Linked DNA regions of Mus musculus: region 2 is linked to region 1. The links are chromatin contacts, found by Hi-C or POLR2A ChIA-PET in ENCODE. All regions are on one chromosome and are shown on one strand. Each heading gives the region's core, a stretch centred on a gene start or an enhancer-like site at or near the end of the contact. The rest is flanking DNA. Distances are from core to core; before and after follow the strand shown. Region 1 holds the start of Elf1 (E74-like factor 1). Region 2 overlaps Cnmd (chondromodulin).

Region 1 (7,742 bases), core at 2,430-4,929:
CATACACAGTACTCTCCTGACTAACCCAGGGAATACAGGTTAGTGTAAAAAGGACTTGAGACACGATGCCTTTTAAAAAGAAAGACGTCACAGCTGGGCAGTGGCATATACCTGTAACCCCAAAAACCCCAGCACTGTGAACACTGGTCAAGTTCCAGGCCACCTGAAGCTATTTGCTTAAGTGTCTCAAAACAAAAAGAGAATAACAAAAGTGCCCTATCTCCCCAAACTAAAACAACCACCACCAAACAAATAAAAGCCACAGCAACACCACCACCCACATTAAATGTCAAAACTGGTTAAGCCTCTAGAATTTCATTGCTCTGTTTTTCTAAGAGAAATAAAAATTATCCTTAAAGCTTGGCATTAGTTGGGCAGTGGTGGAGCGCTGTTTTAATCTTTTAAGCACTCAGGAAGCAGAGGCAGGCAGATCTCTGAGTTAGAGGCCACCTTAGTCTACAGAGGTAGTTCCAGGATAGCCAGGGCTACACAGAGAAACCCTGTCTCAAAAAGCCAAAGCAGGTAAAAGACTTTGTTTTTAAAATATTAAGAAAAATAGATACTTAAAAATTCCTTGTTTGGGCAGGTAAGATGGCTTAGTGGGTAAAGGTGCTTACCACCAAACCTGACCACCAGATTCAACCCCCAGGACCCACATGATAGAAGAACAGACTCCTGAAGTTGTCCTCTGCTATTCGCATACCAGAGAACATCCACAACAACAACAACAACAGCAACAACACACAGACACACACTTTAAAAAATTCCTCACATTGTGCAAAATGATGTAGTAAAACAAAGTGACTGTTTGTAGCAACAATCTTGTAGTTTATCTACTGGAGACTGGGTAAGTGAACTGCGTGCACTCCCACAGGCTTTTATTGAACAGAAAGGCAGCACACAGTTCCCTATGTACTGACATGGGAGACACCTTCAGGATACACTGTTCAGTTAAAAAAACCTCTGTACCCTGTGAACAAGATGGAATAAAATACATACACACAGAAACAATGAAAGGATGGACCTGAGCAAAGGGGGAGGTGACTTCTGAAGAGTAACATAATTAGATGGCTGGGGACAGGGATGGCTGACTGAGCACTGGGGCCTACATAAATATCCAGAAGTTCTCACAAATTATAGATGTCTGGTGGAAAGAAATAAGAAGTACCCTAAAAGTCCTGTCAATCAAACCCTGTATGATGTATTAATGGAGCTATTCTAATATACTCCTCAGAGTACCTCTTTAAAGCTAGAGTTTGTAAGGCAAACAGTTGTCTCTATTGTTCCTATACCGAGTTACTTACAGCTGATTATACCACACAAAGAATACTGTATTAAAGCACCATTCAAAATTAAATAGTTTTCACTAATAAATTACTAGATATGTAGGGAGATGCACACAGACCTCTAGAAAGATAATTTATTTTCATAACTCATTAAAGTTATTTTATTGCATAGGTACCTCCTGGGATATTTTTTTCAATTTATGTGGTTTTAAAATCTCATGGCAGTTTTGGTAGGGATTAGCCTAAGCCAAATAAAATATGCACAATCTTTAGCACCTACTAGCAAAGCCAAAGGGAAGAGCAAAACTCCTCTCAAAGCCTAAGATGATTTAGTAGTGTGTAATGGCAGACTGTAGCACAAAATATGGCATCATTCCGTGGTGTACAATAGTTCTGCCAAGTAATACGTTATGTATATGCAAGACACTATAGGGTTTGCTTTTTCAAGACAGGATCTCTCTGCGTAGATCTGGCTGTCCTTGAACTCACTCTGTAGAACAAGCGGCCCTTGAGCTCGGAGATCTGCTTAATAGCCTCTGGATACTGGGATTAAAGATGGGAACCACCTCTGCCCTTGCTGACCCTGTAGTTTTTCAAAACGTATTTTCTGGGTCTACGCCCCTGTGAGTGTGTAAGGACATGAGCATAGCCGCTAATGGAGGTCAGAAGAGGCTGTCGGACACCCTGAAACTGGAGTTACAGGTAGTGTCGAACTGCCATGTGGGTACTGGGAACTGAACCTCAACCCTCTGCAAGAGCAGGAGTTGTTACTGACTGTGAAGCCATCTCTCCAGTCCCCATAGCCCACAGCTTTTGATACAGTAGCTTGTCTGATTGTAGAATGTCTAAGAGGGAAGAAAGCCAGCTGACGTCTTACTTTATGCTTTAAAAGTTGGATCTAAGTGGTGGTGCACACCTTTAATCCCAGCACTCCGCGAGGTCAGCCTGGTCTACAATAGCCTGAGTTTCAGGACAGCCAGGGCTATACAGAGAAACCCTGTCTTGAAAAACAAAAAAACAAACAAACAAACAAAAAGTTGGATCTAGGAGTCTAGCCATGGTACACACCTTTTTTGCCAGCACTTGGGAAGCAAAGCCAAGTAGATCTCTGTGGGCTGCGGGCTAGCCTGGTCTACAGAGTGAGTTGCTGTCTGGAAACCCTGTCTTGAAAAATCACCGCCCCCAACCCCCTTGCAAAAATAGTGGGCTCAAGGCTTTCAGCATAAGGTATATTACAGCTGCTCCCTTTGTATCTCACCAGGGAATAATGCTGTTCTCCTTCCTGTGGAGAACAGGAAAAACTACAATATTCCTTTTTAAGGGGCAGGTATTCCATAAACAAGATTATCCCACTCACTGTCCATTTCCTCAAAGTCCCCAGAAATAATTTGGCCTTAAAATCAAAGTCAGATTGATGAAAAGGAGAAGGCTATAGCTTTCATAAGAGGAATCAAACAAAAGAAACCTTTTTAGGTTTTGAAGAATAAAGAGCACTATACACGAAAGTGGCTTATACACACTAAAGTCAAAAAAACAACACATCACGTGAATATTTTAATAAAAATTTCATACAGGCCTATTGTCTGCTATCCAGCACTTGCAGTAATCACAGAATTTCTTTGGTTGTGACTTCCAGTAGTCGGCCCTGAAAAGATAAAAACAACTCTAAGCTTATCCAAAAATTGAAAGGAATTTTTACAGTTGTTAAAAAATGGGATATAAGGCTGTTTTCGGACTTCTGTCTTAGCAAAGCAGTTGTATTATTTATGTAAAGCTAAAGTCCGTGGAAAACTGCTCTCCGGTGAAGGTAAATCACACTGCACCGAGATGAAGAAGTCTCAAAGTATTTCTCTTTCCCGTGCCCTTCTAGCTAATTCATTCGTTCTGGGGACGCGAGGCTGGGAAAAGCCCCTGGACGTCTGAGGCCGCAGCGCCACCCCGGCCCCGGGCCCGGGCCCCGGCGGGCGGGCGGGGGCGGCACCCGAGTCCCCGGCTCCTGCCTAGAGGGCGGCCGCGTCTCCGAGAGAACCGGCCCCGCAGGTCGGGCGGCCCCGGGCGAGCGGAGGGGCGGGAGGAGGCCACTCGCGGGCGCCTGGCGGCGCAAGCCCGACCCGACCCGACCCGACTCACATGACGGCGGCAGCTCCGCGGGCAGCCCGCGATCCCGCTCACTGATGTCCGCCGGTGGCTCAAGCCAGGACCTCTCGGTCTCGGCGTCCCCCCCGGGTACGGCGTTTCCACGGGTGGACTACGGCGGCCGCGACGGCCCAACCCGCGCGCGCGGTTGTCACCGCCTCTTCCCCTCCCCCACGGGGCGGTACTCGCGGCGCCTGAGAGGTGGGGTCGGTATAAAGGGGTTGAGGTCACCCAGAAGGGACGAAAGCGCGACGGGACCGGAGCCGCGGGCCCCGAGCGTCCGACCCAGGCTCCATCCCGCGGTCCTCACGCCTCCCGGGATCCAGAACCTCCACTCCCGAGCTGGCTCGCAGCCGAGAGGCTCGATCGCCTCCCCCCAGCCCCGGCCGCACGCCGCCGTTCCCACAGCCGGCGCCGCCCTCGGCTTTGCCGGCTTGCCCGCCCGCTCTGTGACCGGGGAGCAGCCCGGGACCTGACGGCTGAGAAAGAAAGGCGCAGCCGCCCGTTCCGGGAGCGCACGGGGCGCCCGGCTTCGGCTCAGAACTTTCCAGGGGCGCGCACCGGCCCCGCTCCTCCCCCCCGCCACGCCCGCGCGCTCCGCCGGGCTCGTGCCCGCGCGTGGGGCAGCGGCCGCGGGGGCGGCTTCGGCGGCGCGAGTTGCAGCAGAGTGGCTGAGTGGTAGCGGCGCTGACGCTAGTCAGGTGGGTCACAGCAGTGCTTGTAGCAGCACTTCCCATATGGTCTAGCGGTTAGGATTCCTGGTTTTCACCCAGGCGGCCCGGGTTCGACTCCCGGTATGGGAACAGTGTCACTTTTTGCTCTAGTTGAGTTTACTTGCTTAGTGGCTCTGGCTGACTTCTGCAGCCGTGTTCGGGGTGAGTTTGGGAGCAGGCAGTGTAGTTGCTCCCGTGGATGGGAGCTTGGCTCTCGGAGGCCGGAGGAGCGCGGCGGCCGCTCTCGGGCCCGCTGCGAGAGGAGTTTCGCTTTCCCCGCGGCTGTACCCCGCCCTCAGCCCGTACTTTTCCAGGCGCTCGGGAGGTGATGATTAACTTGGGCCTCGCCTTATCTCCCCCCGCCCGGGTGCCCCCTCGGCCCACACCCTGCTCCGCCGCCCCCTTCCTACTCGGCGGGCCGGGGCGTGCCCGCTGCGCTCCAGTTACTGTCAACAGCGGCTGGAGACCACCCCGCTGCTCCCTATCGCCAGACCCCCGCCGATCCCTTGTCGCCGGCTGGGCTCTAGGACCCCCGCCGCGTGCACCCGAGCCCGGTCCACCGCTCCCCCCCCCCCCCAGCAACCCTCGCCTCAAGGCTTTTGCAGAATGTCTCTTATTTTCCTTCTAACTCCCCTTTCCTCTTCAAACACACGGCAAACTGCGGAGAAGAAAAATACCACTGGGATGAGATGTCTTGAAAGAACAGAGCCGGCTTTCCCGGAGGCTGTTTGGAGCGTCACTGATTTAAAAAAAAAAAAAAATCATGGGATGGAGGTGGAGCTTGGAAGACAGAAAATTAGCCCGGAGACTGGGGAGGGGATGTTACAACAAAGTTGCACTGTACTTTTAAATATAGAAGCCCTGTGTTTATTACAAAGAAGCGGCCCAGCTGTGTCAGCAGCCTGAGCGCCGTACACGAAACAAAAGCGTTATCATAAATGCAAGTTGAAATTAGAAAATTGGGGCAGCTGTAATGTTTAGTCTGTTGGGCCTTTGGGCACAAATAAGGAAAAACTGACTCCGGCGGATGAGTTTCTGGTCAAAACCATTACTGAGCAGAAGTTTTGGTTGTTTGTGTGTTCCCAACAATATTTTATAGCCTTAACTGGCACAGCTGAGTTTGAAAATAGCTGTTAATGTGATCTATGCGATTAGGGATTAATGAGCCTTTCCTCGTAAAAATTAAACCTAGAAAACTCCTTTAGCGAATATTTAAAACATTAACACAAGTCCTTATGCATGTCAGGTTCCCCACCCCCCACCTCCAGATGTTTTGAGGTGCCTGCTGAACAGCAGGCGCTTTAGGTAGGTGGGTAGTGGCTGGATAGAATCCCTTTGGCCTCCAGTCCTTAGCTATGGGATCGTGCGAAGGTCTTTGACCTGAGTGTAGTGGTGTCTTCTAGCTTTAGAGCCGTAAGCGTGTCACCATCATTATATTACTACGATAGTTTCTCCGTGTGGCTCGAGATAGCCTAGAACTCACTAGGAGCCGGAGCTGCTGAGGTTTATGGTCCTCCTGCTTCTGCCTCTCAGCAGTGGGCCTGAGGGTAAGGTGAGTCTGTTCAGACCTCATCTCAGTCTCACGTACCCCAGGGTAGCCTCAAAGTCTCTGCGGTGATGAAGATCTCCTTTGCTCTTGCACCTCCTGCCTCTTCAGTGCTCAGGTCACAGGCTTATGGCACCAGACTCGATTTTTTTTTTTAAGTTAATTACAATTCCTTATGTTTATGAATGTTTGCCTTCCTGTGTGCCACCTGTGTGCCTGGTGCCCAGGGAGGTCAGAACAGGCCAGATCCTGGAAATTGGAGCAATGGGTGGTTGTGGGCCTCCCTATTTGGGTGCTGGGGAATCAAGCCTTCATTTCCGCAGGAGCAACAAATGCTTCGAACCTCTCGAGCAGCCGCCTAGGTTCTCCAGAGCAGCACATTCTCCACAGAGTGTAGATAGGTTAGAACCAGGCACTTTGTTCTAGATTTGGAAGAAAGGACTCCTATCCCTGCTTTGTTTAATTTTTGCAAGTATTTGACCGGTGCTGAATAAAGCCTGTGTTATCATAGATGGAAGAGTAAGTGATCGCCGGTGGGCATACTGCATGTTTGGGGTGAGTTTAGGACAGTGGTACGGTGAGAGCATTCCTCCCCAAGATGTCCTCTGTCTAGCTCTGGGCCAGGTGGGGAACAGGCAGGCAGGGTCCGAGTTACACACAATTGTTCCTAGAGGTGGGGTGGAGATTTGGCTCAGGGAAGGGCAAGAATAGAGAGTGTTTGCCCTGCACCTTGAAGAACTGGTTGGATTTCTCCCAGTGGGGAATGTAAATCATAAAACCTGAGGTGGATGAGACTGGGACCCGGAGACTAGCAGGAAGTAGGGGTCGGTAGGCATGCGGTGCCTGGGGGGAGCTGGTGGCAGAGCAAGAAGAGAGGCAGGAATTTCAAACTTTGCAAGTTTGAGGAGGTTACACATTCTTTTAATCAAGGGTCGACCTTTTATATCAGGAGAGTTCTGCAAACATTTTTGACTCTTTGTTCTGTGTTGTTCTTGTTATTGTGAGACTGATTCTTACTATCATAGCCCAGGTTAGCAGATGTGTTCTGCCACACCCAGCTTCGTCTCTGAAAAGCTTGAGTGTGGCCGTGGTGTGTGAAACAAGAAATCTTACTTCAAAAGACTCAGACAGTAGAGGAAAACGCAGACTGTTGCGTGCCTGTAGCTTTTATGTTTAGGTGTTGAATATTTTCAAATCAATAGAATGGAAAAGCGATTAATTAGACTTTATAAGGATGAAGACTGGGTTTTTGTTGTTGTTGTTTTTGGAGACAGGGTTTCTCTGTAAAGCCACGGCTGTCCTGGAACTCACTTTGTAGACCACTTTGTAGACCAGCCTGGCCTCGAACTCAGAAACCCGCCTGCCTCTGCCTCCCAAGTGCTGGGATTAAAGGCATGGGCCATCATGCCCAGTGAAGTCTGGGTTTAAATTATGGGAGTGAATTGCAGGTGTCCTTTGCAAGACCTTAATAATTCCTGAATAGCTGGGAAATAATATTTGATAAATATCTGAAGATTCTTTTGTTGGGTTGCTGGTGTCTAAGGTGCTCTGTCTAGACCACAAATAGCTAGCTGTACCAACTGAGTGCTAATTCACCCAGGCCATGTGGTGATAGTTGCTACTGTCAGGTGCAGCCAGGAGAGGTGTGAAAGCTCCATGGAAAGGGAGGAGTAGGAGACAAGGTGAGTTAGGCCAAATCCAGAGCCGTTCCGCTGCCCCAAGGCCTCTGCTTCCCCATTTCAACTGCCTGTCTGGCCATCACTGCCCCTCAGCCACCGTTGGCCTTGTGGCTGACTCTTGAGTGTGCCTCGGGGTTTTATTAACACTTGTTCTTCTGCCTCCACCTCCCCTCATCTCAGGCCTGCCTGCCTTTCTCAGAAAGGCCTTTCTGGACACATTAGCCAGTCTCTCTCTTTTTAGTTACTTTCTGGTTAATTTACCTTGCTTGTTCATTCATGTTTTCTTTCCTTGCTTGCTTTTGGCTGCAATTAACCTGTTCACCTTTTTTTATATTAAAAAGAATATTCTCTCTTGTCCCTCTCATAACCCCTCCATCCCTCT
Region 2 (7,742 bases), core at 2,905-5,404, 180 kb after region 1:
CCCACCTGCATCTCCATCAATCTCCGCCCCTGTCCTTGATGTAGTTGACCGCATTGAGAGGGGGACTGTGAATCCTCTTGTAGTATCCTTTCCAGCTCTCCCTGTTAAAGTTCAAACGATTTCTCGAAAGGGTTGGGACTGTAGCTGAGTGGAAGGGTGATAGCTTAACACAAGAAAGCCCCTTGGTTCAGTTCCCAGCACCACAAATCATTCCAGGCCATTATTCAATTACCGCGTCCTCACCTCTGCCATGCCTGTGCAAAGCCTCTAATTGGCAGCGATGCCTTTCTGTGTGGGGCACACTTTGCCCATAGCTTATCATGACACATTTAGGGGCTGACCTCAAGCCATTTCTGTGTGCATGTCTTCCTTCTAGACCGGACCAGAAGGTCTTTGAAGGATAAACGTCGGTCACCTTCCACCCCTTGTGCTTAGCGTCATCCCTCCACACAGTGAGCCTCACTCAACACTTCCTGCGTTTGACTGATGGTTTAAAATAGAGGCAAAAGTAATAGAAGATGACCACAGAGTCTGATTCATGTCTTTTCAAAAGGCCAGGCTTGTTTAAACCCATAGCAGGTACTATCCATCAAAGAAATGTTCCACTCACCAGTTCTGACTTAGAGAAATGTAGAAGCTATCAAAGAGAATTGATCAGCTTATGAAATATTTGTGGCCCTGTTCGTCTATGAGGACAAAACACAATCAATACCATTATTAGAAAGAAGCAAAGGATTATAAAACAGATATATAGGTTTGGGATTAAAATATTTTCAGAGGATATTCTTGACACATCAACCTCCCAAGAGTGAGGGGCCTTTTGTAATTCATCCTCAAAACCCCCTTTGCATATTCTGAGATTGTGGGCACATCACAGGTACTCAGTTTTGTTCTGGATTGAAGGATGTGTACACAGGAGCCACATTTTATTAGTTTATATTGAGTAGTACAGAGAAAAGAAATGTTTTTCCCTGTCCTGGGTTTTGCAGTAAAAGCATTTAATAGGTTCAGAGAAATTACACTTGTGCACAGACCAGAACCATTTGCAATCTGATGACCACACAAAGTGCAGCTGGGCACACTCAGGGCTTCAGAGCCTGTCCCCAGGTCAGGGCCCTTTGTGAACACAGCCAGGCTTCACTGGCATCGATAGTCAGCATCTCAGATCACTAATGCTAGCATCTGCTGGGAATTCAAAAGGACTTGTGACGCGTGTTTTGGCTCCCACGAGAGGAGAGTGCTTTCCTATCAATGAAAAGCTTCTTTCGTTTTTCTCATAAATCAGAGGAAGATGGGTTGATGAGATGTTTGTAGACCAATGAACTATCCAAAGAGACATTATTTCCAAGAGCCCTCCTTCGCTATGAAGCTTCGCCCACATCGTCTGCCGATTTAGCAGAAGAACCCAAACACAAGTGCTTCGTCCTGTCAGCCAATGGGAAGTGTAGGCCAAGTCAGCACATGCACACTGAAGCATCAACCAAGAGCCCAGTGTCTCAAACTGCCTCTCAATTAAATTTTGCTCAAAACAAAAAGGGACTCAAATGTTTCTTTTGTAATAGGCCATGCCAGAAAACATGGCTTATGATAGGCATCCACCCATGCTTATTTTCTGGATTAAATGGAAATTAGAAAAATATGGATGTAGAAACTACTGTTGACAAACCACCCAGTCATTAAAATGTCTCTATTCTCTAGAAATCCAAAGTTTTGCCCTTGCTGTTGAAGACTGTTTGAGCACTCTACATGTCAAGTTATAGAGTATCGCCTGGTTCTCACTGGCCCTTCTCAAAGACTTTGTGCAATGTCAAGAAGCGTCGGTTCTTGGCAATGACATTATATTTTCCCATTTGAAACAATAAAGCTTTATTTTTGACTTCTAAGTCCACATATTTTCTAGAAGTAAACTCACTTCCAAACTTTTGTTTTGGCTTGGAGATGGGAATCGCATGTTGCTCCGTCTGCTTCAAACTCCAGGGCTCAAGTAATGTCCTCCTGTGCCTTCCTGCCTGACACCTGGGCCTACCGCACCCGAAGGGCTTTGTTATTTTGTATATTTGCCGGTATTTCCTCTTCATTGCAAGAAGATGGAGGACAAAGCAAGACCCTTTCTCAAGGAGCAGAAGCTACACAAGGCAGGTGGGTTGCTGGCCGAGAAGCTGCTGTTGAGAACAGTAACCACTGCGTGCGTGTGTGCGTGCGTGCGTGCGTGCGTGTGTGCGTGCGTGCGTGGCTGCTTCTCCTCGGACTGGAAAAGCCAGGGCTTCACCTGTTAGACTCTGCAAATGCGTGAAGTGTACTTACATTTTTAAAATCGTTGACTTCAATTGCTTCTTCCGCTCCGCTTCCCATTTTAAAGGTCTCCAAGTTGTTCACAGCATCTATTTCCATTGACCCATCTTGTAGTTTCCCATTGATACTCATACTGTAATGAACATTGTAAATCTAGAGGAGAACAAGAGTCTTTGGTACCTTCTTCCTTTCAGCAATTTGGGGCTTATCTTTAGGTCCACAATATGTGAGGATGATCCCATCTTTTTCATAGATACAGAAAAATAGCATTAATAGGAATACTTTCATTTGAGGAATCTATCCATATACCAGTCAGCTAGTACAATGATTTCTGGTGTGTGTGTGTGTGTGTGTGTGTGTGTGTGTGTGTGTGTGTGTGTGTCTATGTAAGCCAGAGGTTAATGTCAGCTCTCTTCCTTCATTGTTAACCACCTTACTTTTTTGAGACACTGTGTCTCACTGAACCTAGATGGACCAATTCAACTAGACTGGCTGGCCCCTGAAAGCCTGTCTTGTACTCCCCCGTAATAGGATTACAATGTGGCTTCAGTACCTGAAGTTTGCATGGCGAGTACTTTAGCAAGGGAGCCATCTCCTTAGCCTGATTGTTTTAAAATACTAAGTAAAATATTCAGTAGTGCTTGATAGCTACTTAAAGAGCTCAAGGACTTGGATCTCGGCTACCCATCAGAAGCAACTAGGGACCATATCTGGACCAATTAAAGCTCAACTGTGAAGTTGAGTTTTCTAAAGTTTAATTCTATTTGTAGCTGGACTGAGAACCACCCACAGATAGATGGAAAGGCATTTGGCTGAAACACTGGCATCTTTGCTTAAAGGCTGATTTTTGAAATTCATCAGTCAAGGTGACGTGTGGGGTAGCATACGGTAAGGATTACAGACAGGGCTGGGGTCTGTCTTATACGTGACAGCACTCGGGAGGCAGAAGCAGGCAGATCTCTGTGAGGTCAAGGCTAACCTGGTCTACATAACAAACTCCAGGAGAGCAAGGGTTACATAGAGAAACTATTTCTCAAAAAGAAGAAGAAGGAGAAGGAGAAGAAAAAAAAAGGAAGGAAGGAAGGAAGAAAGGAAGGAAGGAAGGAAGGAAGGAAGGAAGGAAGAAAGAAAGAAAGAAAGAAAGAAAGAAGGAAAGAAAGAAAGAACAAAAGAACAAAGCTATCACTAAATTAAATTATCCAAAGGACTTTCTTTTTTTTGGACAGCTTATCACTCTCTGTCATAGCTTAAAAATAATTCACACACTGCTCCAGTCGAGCATGCTGCTGGCTTTCTCTTCTTTCCTTCTTTTTAGGAGTTTAGGTAGCTATCTGTCTTCATTAATCATCCATTATCTAACTATCGTCTGTCTAACGTAGAAAGTGCATGCGTGGTCACGCACAAGTACACATGTGCAAGTCTTCCAAGGGAAAAGACTGAAAACCGATGACAAAATTTCTAACTCATGCCAGGTCAGCCACTCAGCACAGCAAAGAACTGTGACTTTATTCAAGTCTGATTTTCCTCCTTCATTATGAAGAGTGACTACAACTACTGGATAAACACTAGAAAACGCAGCCGTTATTACAGGATCGTTACTTGGAGAAAACTCATTAGTACTAGACTCACAGAGCACTATTTTATCATCAGAGATGTGGGAATGGCTCTGTCACTCCTACCCTTCCTTCCAGGCAGCCGGCTTCCTTTAAGAAATATCGGTACCACTCCAGCATGTCCATCCCTGCCTCCCTGCCTCCTTCCAGGAACCCAGCAGCCTCCAGTTCCCTAAGCCACACTGCCTGGGGGGCCACCCCGTAGGATTCAGACTCAGCGGAGATGGAGCAGAGCCCAGCAGCCTGTTCCAGTTTCTCCCTCAGAAGCAGCCCAGTTATAGAAGCCTGGAGTTTTGTTTTTTGGTTTTGGCTAAACCAGGCCTTTCTGTACGCCAGCTGAGAAAGCAGGCTCTGTTCTGCCCTGGGAGCTCAGAGCAGCCATTGTACACATGGGTTAGCAGTGACTGTTAGAGGAACCTGGCCTGTGAGTTCACCGCTCAGATGACAGCAAACTAAGGCAGTGCAACACTTAAGAATCTAACCATTTAGAAATTCTTGTTGGCCGGTTCCTCTTTATTCCCCCACCCCATACATATCACAGTTTATCACACTATGTACCAGGCTGGCTTTGACCCTTCCAGTCGGAATTTCACTTTCCAACAGTTGCACTTTTCTTCTCAGGAGAGGATCCCTAGCTACAGTCTGCCTGGCACTCTCATGCTGGTGGTTGCAGGAAAAGCCTGTGCCCTCTTGGAGTGGTGGGTAGGAGTGGGGGAGGGTGGGAGGCAGTCTGCAGTTTCCAGAGTTCTGGGCCCTGAGCAGGGCAGAAAGCTGAATTGCTGGAATGGCAATTACATTATCTTCTCTAAGCCCAGAGAGGGAGATGTTGGCACCTCAGGCTATTTCTCACCAAGTACAATGAAGTTTATTATTTGCCAAAATTCTGCTCAATATGGTGCCTTTTACAGCCAAGGATATTTGCTAATGAGTTTTTAATAAGGCCTCGGTTCTATAAGATTAATTACATAATGTTTGGGAAAATGTCTAGAAAAATTAATCTAAGAAAAAGGCCGCAAGCAATGGTCTCCCCACCTCACTGAACTGGTAGAGTTGTCAGTTGCCTGGCACTGATGGGAATTTCCAATGTCTCAACGCCTTGTTCCATTTACAATAATGTGGATGAAAAATGGCCTCAATATTTGAGCTCTGTCAGCGATCCCCTCATGATTAGTGCCCTGTGCTTGGTAACCCTCCAGCTAAATTTGAGCAGAACTGTCCTTTGGGGTTGAACCCTATGAAAGGGAGAGGTGAGAACTTCACAGCTGGTGCGTCTTTGTAAACTAATGCAGAGAGCCCAGGCCTGAAACTCTCCAGAGAACAGGGAGTCCATTAGCTTGATGATCGTTCCTGTGTGATAGATACTTATCTTTTTTGACTATGCTGTCTTTGGGTGATTTAAGTTATATTCAAAGACAGCAGATCCATGCATGTGCATAGCATAGATACTGCCAAATGCATTCTACTTCAAATTCTGTGATTTGTTTGCCAGACTTAAATAATATGGAACAGCATTAGACAAATTTTTTTCCAGAAAACAAAAATGCCATGATTTTCTTCATTCTCCTGTCTGAGTAGGAAATAGCAATAACTTTGATTGTTAGCAATAAAATGTGATTTACTATTCCTCCATATTCTTAGAATTTAATACTGCTCTTTTAAACCAAACATCTTGCAGGAAAATGAAAGATATGAGAAGTGGGAGCCCACTTCTTCAGGGTGATGGCTTATTCTAAGAAGCTTGTCAGCTAGCCATGTTTGTCTTTAATTAAATGCCAAATGGTATTGCTTTCATGGCCAAAATATTTACAAAAACAAAACAAAAAACCCTTAAAAATCAAAGCTATTTTTTGTCTTTAAATTACTTTCATCATCGAGATTTTGTTGTCTAAAAGATAGTATTTGTACTCTAACACCATCAAATTTCCCCAAGGGTGACAATCTCAAGCCTGCTACTAATGGAGACATAGACATTTAAAATCACTCTCATGTTCAAATTCTGTGCTTTCACATATGAGCATCCACCAGTGTCTATATTTAAAATACAAATACATTAAGGCACTTTTCAAATCCACACAAAATACAGCGCAATTCCGATCTTACAAATTGATGCTTGTAAATTTGATATAGTCTCTAAAACAGACTCTGTGCTAAATGGCTTGCTTATCTACATGAGGCTTTTGAGTTAAAAATACAAATTATGCAGTGACTGCAGAAGATGTGTTGTGTAAAATGGTTGAATTGCTTTCAGCACCATTTTCTCTAAGTACTGGAATTTGTTCATGCCTTGAATTTCATGGTGGGAGAGGAGGAAAAGAGGCAGTCAGCGAACCTTGGAGGACAGTGATTAAGAAAGAGCCCTTTGTGTGCTCCCTGGAGATGGAATTCTTTTCCATTAGCTGGAATAAGCTTATACCCGGTATGGCAATGGTCATCAAGATAAAATGTCCCCTTTTACATAGGTGGACACACTCAGGTATTTAGAGAACGCATTGGAACTCTGCCCAGTTCAGACAGAAACGCTTTTTATACTCCTTGAGAGAGTCTATCCAGCCTTAATCTCAATGAGCACATAAAGGGAGGAGAGTCGTTAGTGAGACTGTTGCCATTAAATCACAGGTGAGCACACTGATTCTTAAAAGAGATTTGTTACCTCTAAGGAAGTCTGACTTTTTGTTTTAACACAGAATAGGGAGAATGAATAAATAGGTCACAAACAGGAGAACTTTCTTGTTAAAAGAGTTTCCCTCAGCTGTAGGATTGAATATTCTTTCTACCCTTTGTCCTATTTAAATTTATGGCTTTCCTCAGCTGGGACAGGCATCAAGGATCATTTACTTTCATTTCTTTCTTTCTGGAGAAGAAGCTCAGAGAGGTCACGTGCCCTACCCACTGCCTCACAACTGCTTGGTAAGCTGCGTTAGGCTGGGATGGCAGAAAATGGCTTTTCCCACAGTGTCCAGGGCGTTCTCGAACAGTCCCCGTTTCTGTTTTCAGCCTAGGAACCCTGAGCTTGCCTACCCTGTACCCTGTACCCACTTTAGGCTAGACCTGAGAAGGGAGGTGTCCAAGAGAACCAAGGGGACCAAAGGGAGCAGCAGGCTGTGCCCGCTGGCCGAGCAGCGCTCTGGCTCCACCTAGGGGTTCGGCCACCCTGCGCACCTGGCGGCCCTTGCATCCCAACTGGGGAGTCACTCGTTGAACTTACGTGATTGTCATTCCCCTTCCAGAAGTAGAAGGCCCCGATGGCCCCGAAGAGCAGCAGTACCGCGCCAGAAATGAGGACCACAGCTCCTACCTTGAGCAGCCGTGTTGGGCTCCCGGAGGGCTTCACGGTGACGGTGGTGTACGCCTGCGGGGCAGGAGATGGACTGGTTGCCGTGCCACCCACACTCGCGATCCCTGCATCCTGTCCCGGGGGAACCGCGAGGACTGGAGTAGGAAACCTTGGCCCCAAGAACACTCAGAGGTTGCCTTGCGAGTGTCCCTTGTCCTCAGACATGGAAGTACCATAGCAGACTCTTCCCTAGGCCGGCCCCCTAGTACTGCACCCTCTGCTCCACGCCTGTGGTGGATCCTCTGTACCCTGACACTCTCCCCCCACACTGGACATTCTCATTTGATTCCCTCATCACCACACATCCAAAGGCCCAAATCCCTGATCCCAGAAGTGGACCTGGCACCCACAGGAAGCCGGGGTCTCTGTGTCTGGACTTACTCCACAGCAGTCCTGGGGACCCAGGAGGTACTCACCGGGGGACTGCAAAACTCAACGTCCTCAGGCCCTACCATGGTGATAGGAACTTTGTCTGAGTTCTCTGTCATGGCTGAAGATGGAGA

What was found. Hi-C counts contacts between places; a loop is a spot of excess contacts on that map. ChIA-PET counts read pairs that join two places held with the same protein, here RNA polymerase II (POLR2A).
Region 2: a loop to region 1 is called in a map of v-Abl transformed pro-B cells, with 3 times the contacts of the local background. The contact joins the enhancer-like site here to the promoter of Elf1 in region 1. A Hi-C loop is called at or near these places in 1 of 37 maps with a recorded cell type or tissue (v-Abl transformed pro-B cells). POLR2A ChIA-PET finds 5 or more read pairs at or near these places in 1 of 5 experiments (Patski).

What each region holds. Positions count from the first base shown.
Region 1 is chr14:79,477,515-79,485,256 of GRCm38, forward strand. Elf1 (E74-like factor 1) reads left to right here and starts at 3,680. Exons shown (of 9, transcript NM_007920.4): 1 at 3,680-4,123. It overlaps Wbp4 (WW domain binding protein 4), which reads right to left and starts at 3,754. Exons shown (of 10, transcript NM_018765.3): 1 at 3,417-3,754; 2 at 2,859-2,931. The coding sequence starts at 3,418. n-TEttc4 (a tRNA gene) reads left to right here and starts at 4,154; the gene lies at 4,154-4,225.
Region 2 is chr14:79,654,285-79,662,026 of GRCm38, forward strand. Cnmd (chondromodulin) reads right to left here. Exons shown (of 7, transcript NM_010701.3): 1 at 7,656-7,742; 2 at 7,111-7,254; 3 at 2,305-2,445. The coding sequence starts at 7,727. Among named protein-coding and RNA genes, the nearest start is that of Cnmd, 4.0 kb to the right of the region's middle. Within about 2 kb of position 4,155, at least 1 of the 3 ENCODE cell types and tissues checked has a DNase peak (open chromatin) inside an H3K27ac peak, as active enhancers do.